Linked DNA regions of Homo sapiens: region 2 is linked to region 1. A link is a contact called in ENCODE Hi-C or POLR2A ChIA-PET data. All regions are on one chromosome and are shown on one strand. The core of a region is the stretch at or near the end of the contact, and the rest is flanking DNA. Distances in the headings are between cores, read along the strand shown.

Region 1 (5,162 bases), core at 1,965-4,464:
GAAGAGACAAAATAAAAAAGAATAAAAGAGGTCAACTAAGATTAACATTTTAAAATCTCCAGTTGCCATAGAAACAGAAAATGCAGGCAAGCAGTTTAGCTACCCAAGACTTTTGAAGGATAAAGTGTCACTAAATGTCAAAAACTATTATCAGGCTTAACTGGAATTGGCTTTTGAGCCTCAGCCTGTGGTTATACAACACTCATCCTTCAAATACCCTTTCTGCAAGTGGTGGCTGACATTTGAACCTGTGAGAAATTCAGCCTCCTCTGTCCTGGAAAAACTCAAAGGCTCAGTAACTTTTTGAAGGAGCCACTCTTTGCTGGTAGTGAAAGACTTATGCATAGAATGACATAAGGCCAAATTGTTTATTTAAAAGCTCACTGTTAACCTCTACATTTTTCCACTAGTGAGCCCCGTCTGCTTTTTGGATATGGAAATAGCAGATAATTTTATTGACCCAAACATTCACTCTCATCTTATATTAACAGCTGAGAGAGTTGAGGAGCGTTCAGAGACTTACAGTGTCTCGGTGTAATGAATGTCTTATGTTACTGGGTCTGAGCCAATATACCCACTACCTTATAATTTTTTTCTCTGATTACTTTGCTTCAGGCCCTTTGTATGCTACTAACAACTACTAGATTTCACTGTCTGCTCCAATGTGATGTTTCAAAAATTTCTGGAGGCCACTCTGGCTTACTCTTTCAAGTAAATCTCTACTTTCATAATTTATAACTGTCTGTAGAACTTCTGGTCTTACTGATGACCCACTGCACTGCTGTCTTACCAGGGAATCGGGTGCTAACAACCGTCTAGAGACTAGTTGGAGAGAAGTTCAATGATGTTTGGACACCCTCTTAGGGTAGCCCTTGGTAAGTCCAGGTGACTTTCCCACTCCATTCCATTGCAACTTTCATTCCTAATTAACTCCATTTGGAATTGTGAAACCTCTTTTTCCTTATTCTTCTTTTTCTTCTTCTCTGTTATTCATGGACATCTGCTGCATAATCAGCTGATAGAACTGAGCCCTGTGAGGTGTTTGTTTTTATTTTGTTTTGTTATTTTATTTTGTTTTGTATTTTTTTCATAGTCAAGTACTGGACTATCAGTATCAGGAGAGTCATGGAAATGTAATAGGGATTGGGAGAAAGCCTAAAATCACAAGGTAATAAGATTAATTTCAATTATTTACATATAAATCATCAGCTTTGATCCTCTGTAAGAATAGTCCATAAACTCTGGAGCAAATGAATGATACACTACATTTTAAAGAGAGTTTGGTTTATACACATATTTTATGGACCACGTCTAATATTTAACTAGGTGAGAGCCTGAATATTGTACATTACCTGTGTCAACAAATAACTGCAAAGAGTCTGCAATGAATATCTTAATTGGGTAAAGACTCAAGTGCCTGGAGCATAACCAACACCATGCTAAAAGAAGTGAAGTCTCAGGCTGGGTGCGGTGGCTCACACCTGTAATCCCAGCACTTTGGGAGGCCAAGACAGGCGGATCATGAGATCAGAAGATCGAGACCATCCTGGCTAAAACAGTGAAACCCCGTCTCTACTAAAAACACAAAAAATTAGCTGGGTGTGGTGGCACGCACCTGTAGTCCCAGCTACTTGGGAGGCTGAGGCAGGAGAATCACTTGAACCCAGGAGGCAGAGGTTGCAGTGAGCCAAGATCACACCACTGCACTCCAGCCTGGGTGACAAAGCAAGAGCAAGACTCCATCTCAAAAAAAAAAAAAAAAAAAAAAAAAAAAAAAAAAAAAAAAAAAGAAGTCTCTGCTATTGAAAATTGAAAGATAATAATGTTCTTTGAATTATTCAAATGCATCCTTACCAGTGAATTCAAAGCATTTCTATGTTGGGACCAATGTTGTTAACAATAATAATAATAATAATAGCACAATGACTATTAGTAATCACATAAACTGATCATTAAACAATTTAAATGCATTCTTATTTAACTCTCCTGACAATCTTATGAAGTTGATGCCATTACGTCCCCATTTTAAAGATGAGAAGAGGAATTAGATCATTCACTGCAAGGTAGCACAGCTGGAAACCATCAGAGGAGTTTTAAACTAAGGCCACTGGCTCCAAAGCCTAAGATCTTTGCTACTCTGCTCTACTGCCTCTTATTCTCAACTGGCCTCTGATGGGAAACCAGAAAGGCATAGTTGCCCTCTGCTAATGGGAAAACTGAGCTTAAAGGGGCAAATACTAATTCGTTCCAAATCACCACAATTTGTGGAAAGCCTGGGTTAATATGCAATTAGAAAAAGCCAGTGTCTAAAGGACAAGAATTTTCTGTATGGTTCTTACAACCTAAAAATGGTAACTAATATCTTTTTAGGACTAATTATGTGTCAGGCACTATATATTAAGTGCCTTAACCTCAAACTCTCTTAATATTCTCAACAACCTAATGAAGTAGGTCCTATTATTAAACTCATTCCACAGACAAGAAAACTGAGGCACAGGGAGAGGAAGTAACTTGCCCAAGATCACACTGCTAGCAAGTAAGGGGACTTTGTTCCAGAGTCTGTGTGCCACTGTACCCAACTCTCTTACCTTTCCACTTGTACCTTAATCACTGAGTACCAAACCTCCTGGTGAAACTTCAGGGCTTCAAAGTCCCTTATCTTCGAATGATACAGACCAAATAAATAATGCATGAGATCAGCTAATAAGAGATCATGGAAATACTGAGTAGCAGACAAAATTGAAGACAAAATTAGTAATTTTATCATGAGAATATGACCTAATCTGGAGCTACATATGGTTCAGATTGAATTCCAAATTCATGGAAATTTGACAAATTTTTCTTTTCTTTTTCTTCCTTTTTTTTCTTTCATTGTGCAGTCTATGTTGGCAAGACAAATATTACTCACTTTGTGTGTATCTGTTTGATACTATTCCCTCTCTTTTGTTCTTTCATGCCAAATTTATAATAGAACACTGCAGGTACTCAGGCAATTTTTGAAATAATTTCAAGTAGAATTCTGAAGTGAGCATGGAAAAGACCACTGTATGTACATCCTGATGAACAGGGAAGAGACCACCATATGTTCATCCTGATGCAAAAAAAAATTTACTATTTTAACAACATTGGATCATCTAAGCTGGAAACACTGGGTGGCTGAGACTATGCAATAGACTTGGCTGATGTAACAATAACAAGCCAGGTCACAACAGCTCCATGCTTTCCAACCTTCTGGGATGACTCATTTTGTCCATATGGTTATCTAACTGACCCAGCACCATTTAATGAAATGGCTACCTTTCCCCCTCTTCACTGCAGTGCTGCCTTGTCATAAATCAGGAAGCATACATGAGTTGGTCTATATCAATGCCATTCTGTATCATTAGTCATTTTGTCTATTTGTGTGCCAATATGACATTGTCTTAATTACTGTGGTTTTATAATAGGCCTTTTGAGTGTTTATTTTCTTTACTTTTATAGCTTTGTTCAAATGGCCAAGATCTCTGTTTCAACATTGAACATAAATAGTAATAGTCTTTGCCTCATTTTTGTTGTTGGGGAAAATTTTCCATATTTTACCATTAAATATGAGGGGTTTTCTTTTTGTAGATGTGCTTATCAGTTTAAACAAGCTTTCTGCTATTCATGATTTTATAAGTTTTTAAAACCATAAACAGGTGTTAAATTTTGTCACATTTTTTCTGCATTCATTAAGATGATTGCATGATTTTCTACTGTGTTGTAAATTACATTAAGTTTTTGTAAGTAAATTACTTTAAGTTTTGAATATTACTGTTAAGTAAATCACATTAAGTTTTGAATATTAATACACTCTTGGCTACATGAAATAAGCCTTGTTTAAATGGTGTATTACTCATTTTACATATTACCGAATTCACTTTTCCAATTTTTAAAAAAAATTTTGCCTCTAAGTTTATGAGTAAGATTAGTCTGTAGTATTTCTTTTTAAAATTTTCTTTTCAGGGTATGGAATCAAGTTTTGTCCCAAGCTCTCAGAAAGGAGTTAGGAAGTACTTCCTTTATTCCCCTTAGTTTCTAAAAAAAGTTTGTATAAGATTGGTCTATTTTATTCATAAATGTATGTATGAATTCACTAGTGAATCATTCCAGATCTGGGTCATTCTCATAGGAAGGTCTTATAATTACATATTTAATTCAGATTTTTAAATTTCTTCCTTTGTCAGGTTTCATAGGTTGTGATTTTTTTTTAATTTTTAAATTTTACTTTACTGGAAATTTCACTGGCATAAAGTCATTCACAATTATCCTGTTATTATTTTTAAAAGATCTGTTGCATCTGTAGTGATGTCCCTTTTCACGTTACTGATATTGGTAGCTCATGTTTTGTATTTTCCATGTGATCTTTATGGTTTTAACCTACTTTTGCCTAGGAGTGTGTCTCTGTGTGTGTGTGTGTGTGTGCGTGTGTGTGTCAGAGATAAAGAGAGAGAGAGACAGAGAGACAGAGACAGAAAGAGGGAGAGAGTAAAAGAACGGTACCCTGCTTTGGGTTTACTGAATTTATAAGTCTGCAATTTATTCCTTTTCATCAGTCCAAAAAATATTTGCATTATTTCTTTGAATACTTCACTGGTCCATTTCTACCCTTTCCTGGAAATCCAAATACAATATGTTACAATTGAATGTCTCCCATATGAATTTTCTTCTCTTTTGTTGTTGTTGTTTCTATGCTTTACCCCCTCCATTCTTCAGCTTGAATGTTTTTCTATTGGTTTGTCTTTGAGTTCACTAATCTTTTTTGTTTTGCATTGCCTAGATTGTTCTAATGGATTCCTTGTTTCAGATAATTGCATTTTTCATTTCTAGGAGGTATATTTGATGCTTATAGCTTCAAGTTGTTTATTACATTATGCATCTTTTCATTCATTTCTTTATTTTAACCATCCTTTCCTCTGTTTTACCATAGCTATAATTGTTATTTTAATATTTTTATTTACAAATTTCACTATCTGGATAAACTGAGGTTCTACTTCTCTTGCTTAATTTTTCTTTTGACTATGAGGTAAATTATCTTGTTTCTTGGTTTTTTAAATTTAAATTTTATGACAGATTTTAAAAATCTATAAATAATGACTATAATGTCATTTTTCCCCAAGGGGAATTGTTCTTTCTTTTCTTGG
Region 2 (5,162 bases), core at 1,887-4,386, 550 kb after region 1:
TGTACATATCTGATATTTCCAGAAGCAAACTATTCTTACGGTTATCTTCCAGCGACTTAATTTTCCTTTTTTCATTTAGTATATAAGATTAGCTCAATGATAAACTCTTTGTTGGATTATTGGTGAGCCGCAGATTATCTTATTATTGATAAAAATATAGGGCAAGAAGGTGAAATAGGCAGATGACAGACAACCAAAGGGTAAGTTTACTCAAAAGTAAAACTCCATACAGGTACCAGATGGTGATATATATTGACTTATTTAGAAAGAATCTTCTAAGTCAATATTTCTTCTTCAGAAAGAAAGGTTGATTACAATCGCTCTAAACAGGATTATCTACCCTAGGGAGATTAGAAATGAACTTTCTGCTTTCATTCTCTGCCAGTAATATATTTATACCTTAAACAGGTCAAACTTCAAGTCATCTCAATTAGGATCAGCAAGTAAAGCTGCCACATAGCTTTAATCAGTGGGAACAAAATAAACTTACAGGCTGCTTCTTCTTCGAAGGTTTGTCTTTCTTGTTTGGCTAGGATGATGACACTGGGTCAGTGAAAGAAGGAGCCAGAGAGAGGAAGAAAAATGAATGGCTCGTAATTCTTTTATTCAGTCCTTAAGGATCTACAGTGGGTTTATCAAATAATGATAAATATCAGATAGAAATTTATTTTTTAGAATTCTCATTTATCGAATAATGGTGAATATCAGATAGAATTTTATTTTTCAGAATTCCTCTTGTGAAGAATATTATTGTTATATTTTTATAGAAAAAGTGTTTTGATAAGTTATCTAGAGTTGTGACTAAGACTGCAATTGTACGTTAAAGTAAAAAAAAAAAAAAAAAAAAGTAGCTGAGAAATCTTCAAAGGAGAGTAATGGTGCTTCCTTTTCCTGTGTGGCCATCCTATTTTATGGTGAAGACAAACGTTGCAGTATATGGAAAACACTTGGGGATTTCTTAAAATGCACATTCTGATTGAGTATAGCTGTAGTAGGCCTGAGTCTACATTTCAAAAAAGCTCCTAGGTGATGCTGATGCTGCTAGTCCAAGGACCACACTGATTGTCTACTTTATAGAATGCATTGATTCCATTTTCTTTGCATGTTTTGGGTGTAGGCATTGTAAGGGAACAAGTTACGTGTAATAAAGGACCTATCTAGAAAAGACAGGTGTCAAAGAATCTGGGTAATGCCTACCATAGTAGAATTATTAAGGAAGCTCAATGGGCAATATAGCTAAGAATGTTTAAGTTGGTGCTTTGGGGTATACAATGGCAAACCCTTCTCTATGCTCATACAATATATTCAATGAAGAGTTCTCGGCAAAACCAATAGGTTCTCAGTTTTCCATCCAGGTAGGCCTAGGAGAAACCGAAGATACAAGAGTAAGAAGATATGGAGCCAAATGGCATCTGAATGGCAAAAACAAAATAATAGCCAACATTTATTGGACATCTATCTGTGTTAGTCCAAGTGCTTTGCATTTTTGACTATTATTATTGCCATTTAACATGCAAGAAAACCTAGGACGTGGAGAGGTTAAATCTGCACCCAGGCTCTCTAACGCTTAACTACAAAGTCCAAAGACTACTATATTCAGTCACTCAAGAGTTGAAATGTATTTTCAGCTTGAAAATGATTTTCCCTCATTTTCAGCTTAAATGAGGCAAACTCAATCTTCTTCTCCCCTTGCTCTCTCCTTTTCTCTGTCCCTTCTCCTTGCTCTTTGTCTCTCTGTACCCTCTGCCCCAATAATTTCAGAGACAAGTACTCCTGAAGAATTCCTGAGAGCTACATTTTAGTTCATATTCTCTCACCTTATATAACATTTTGATTTTCTTTCCCTGTTTACAGTCACACCTTCAAACTGTACTAACACATCTTCATTCTGTTAGGTTAACTCGTGCTTTTGTGAGTCACAGGCTCTTAAGGTGAAATAAATGAAAGAAATCACAAAGGAATTATTACAAGTTTTATAGATACATTTTCCCTTTAAAAATTATATTTACTACCCGACTTAAAACATAGAATATTACCAAGCGTGTTGAAGCCCCCAAGTATTCTTCTCCAAAAGGTAACTACTACCCTAAATTTTGTATTCATGAGCCCCTCACTTTCCTTAATACCTTGAAAATAAATGAATGTGTTCCTAAAACAGATATTTTGCACATTTTGAACACTGCATAAATGACAACATTTAAAATGTTTTCTCCTGAAGTGTTTTTTCCCCCCAATCAACCTTATGTTTGTAAGATGCATTGATGTAGGTTTATATAGGTGGAGACCATTCGTTTTTTCACCACTGAACTACAAGGCATGGTTATGAATTATGAATATAACACAGTTGATTAGTCCCGTTGTTCACATGACATGTGGCTTAGTTCCAGGTTGTTTTGCTTTTGTTATTACAAATGTTTTTCTTAAATCCGTGAGTTCCACAATCTATTTTCTCTCTGCCTGCTGTTTTATATTCTCTTCCCTTCACTATTTCAGTAGCTCTCTTCCTTGGCTGCCTGTTGGAATACCTGGGGAAATTTTAGAACCCCTGATGCCCGTATTGCATGCTAGACCAAATATATAAGACTCTCTGAAGCTGGGACTCAGGTATTAATATTATATAAGGTTCTGTAGGTGCTGCCAAAATGCAGATAAGGTTTCATAACATTGCTTGAATTCCACCTTATTTGAAAGAAAAATTGCTTCCCTGGTTCCAGTTGCATTTAATATATTTTTCTAGAAAACTAACCTGAGAAATAAGAAGCTAAAATGCCCCTTCACACACTCAGGAATTTATTTTCATTAGTTGGTTTTATTTTGAGCTCGCTGGTTTGCATGTCCATCTGTCTGCTTATGTCACATGTGCCCAGTGGTTACATTATTGCCTAATAGACCTCTAAGCTGTGGCTTCTTCAGGAAGCATTATTTATTTATTCATTGAACTTTTTGGGTAACTTTGTAAAACAGAGTTCTGTTTACCCAGGGCCCAGAGGTAAAGACACAAAAGTAGACCCAGTCCTTTAAAAAGTTGAATCAGAGGGAAAGAATCACAGAATTTTACTCTAAAGTAAATATTAAACCTAGAATCATATGATCTGCCCTAGGAATTTGCAAACCACAGATACACCATCCCTTTTGCAGAAATATGTTCTTTTGGCCACTAGCCATTTCTTAAAGCTGAACCCTTGGTAAAGGATGAGTCAACAGGGTGCATCATGACTCAGGCTCCAAGTGAAACAGAGAATGAGTTGGTTTAATGGCTTTTAAAGTGGCTTTCTACCCTGTTATGCAAAGTGTAGCCCCAATATCCAAGAAAACAATAATTTAACATGATCCATTGGTTGGAACTGAACTCTTCATTACCCCAGTAGGACAGCATTAGATAAGGAGCTATTATGAGTCATTCCTTGTAGAGCTTAATAACAGCAACACAGAGGCAATTTGGATCAGTAAGCAACCAATACTCTCAAAGAACAGTGCACAGCAAAATAAAGCTGCTAGTGACATTCTCTGTCCTTTGAAGTGGGGGTGTCGTTAATGTTATTCGTCAACTATGTCAAGTATTTTCCCCAAAGGGTGTCCAGGAATCATTGGTATTAAGAATTACTCTCATCGCTTTTATCTATCCCAAACTCTTTTTTCTTGACCATCAAGATAATTTTTTAAAAATCAAGTTTTGTACCTTAATTTCCAAAAAATAAAAATTTGGAGGAAATGAACTTGCTGACAAATATAATCAAGGCCTATGTGACATCTACACAGCTCTCTTGCGATTATGTAAACTTTACAGAATTTTTTGTACATAACAGTCTAATACCTAACTGAGGAGTTTATTCAGGCAACAGATTTTATGCAGTTACATTATATAAGTGTTTGAATAAAACAGTAATCTGACTTCTCTTCTTGGACAAGTGACAATATTTTTGTCCTTCAAATTCTCTCAGATATGGAGGTTTGCTGACACTAGATAAAGAATCCTTATTAAAGTTTTCTAATTTCTGCAACCAGAATGACATGTTGCATTTGCCCATTTTTCTCTGAAGTGCTATTTGCATCACCAGAAACTTAAATAAGCCTAGATTAAAGGCATACTTTATGGGCATACATAAGCCTTTTCTTGAATGCATAAATTTTGGACCATTTCTTAACCTATATTTGGGTAGATGAATTTTGAACCATTTCCAAAATATTAAGTCCTTGATTGTATACTGGCAGAGAAGCAGAAAAATAAAAACAAATTAAATAGGAAAGGACGAGAGAGATTTTCACTTGCTTGTTTGTTTTCTCAAGATAAAAATGAAATGGCAGGCTGATTATGAGCATTTACCAATTATATTGCCAGGTACCCCAGTTTTTTTTTCTTACTCACACACTTGAATGCCACAGAATGTTTGGGAAAGGTTCAGCAGCAAATCTAATGCTCTCCCACTGGGGTAGTGAACCTATGTGTTCCCTGTACTTGGGTGAAGGATAATAATAATAAAAACATATATTTGGTGAAAATATTTATATACTTTAGTTACCCAGTAGTTATCATCTATAAAATATGTTGAATTTCATTTATCCATATGGGAGGTAGAGAATTAAATATATATTCAAAAAATGATAGAAGGAAGAGAAAAATGTTAAAGAAGTCAGAGAAAGAGGGGCAATCCCCATTTGTTATTCAGTTTTTCTTTATTGGCTCTTATAAGTAGTTTCTCATTGAAATTGTTGCTAAAGAAGCCTAAAGAAGATTTGACTCTCTTGGACATCTGTTTATTTATAAAACTAAGACTATAGGAAACCCTACACAAATTTTTGTGTGGAGGCTTTATAATTTACATTTCTGCCACTGGACAGGAAAATGTGTCTGCAAAATGAAAGCAGAACAAGTAAATTATGCTTGTGTTCAGGGCTTTTCTATTCAATCTGTCTGGATATCTGCTTCTTTATTTCTATTTATTAAGAGCTGTATTAACACAAAGTACCCCACATTAAGCAATAGCTTATGTCATTGTAATAACATTTGAGTTACCACATACATGTCGTGTGATCTAAATTCTGGTGAAAGGATGATTAATAAGTCAAATGTATATGAAGAACATGCTTCATATTTTGAGATGAGCTACTATGAAATTGTTTCTACTGATGTAGTTTAATGGAAGAAAATGAAAGTAATTGCG

The links. Hi-C counts contacts between places; a loop is a spot of excess contacts on that map. ChIA-PET counts read pairs that join two places held with the same protein, here RNA polymerase II (POLR2A).
Region 2: a loop to region 1 is called in a map of PC-3, with 15 times the contacts of the local background. The contact joins two enhancer-like sites. A Hi-C loop is called at or near these places in 1 of 168 maps with a recorded cell type or tissue (PC-3). POLR2A ChIA-PET finds 5 or more read pairs at or near these places in 1 of 52 experiments (T-cell).

The regions. Positions count from the first base shown.
Region 1 is chr17:69,854,342-69,859,503 of GRCh38, forward strand. The region is part of intron 4 of LINC01483 (long intergenic non-protein coding RNA 1483); the gene reads left to right. Among named protein-coding and RNA genes, the nearest start is that of LINC01497, 100 kb to the right of the region's middle. Within about 2 kb of position 3,215, at least 2 of the 41 ENCODE cell types and tissues checked have a DNase peak (open chromatin) inside an H3K27ac peak, as active enhancers do.
Region 2 is chr17:70,402,700-70,407,861 of GRCh38, forward strand. No RefSeq gene overlaps it. Among named protein-coding and RNA genes, the nearest start is that of KCNJ2, 240 kb to the left of the region's middle. Within about 2 kb of position 3,137, at least 4 of the 41 ENCODE cell types and tissues checked have a DNase peak (open chromatin) inside an H3K27ac peak, as active enhancers do.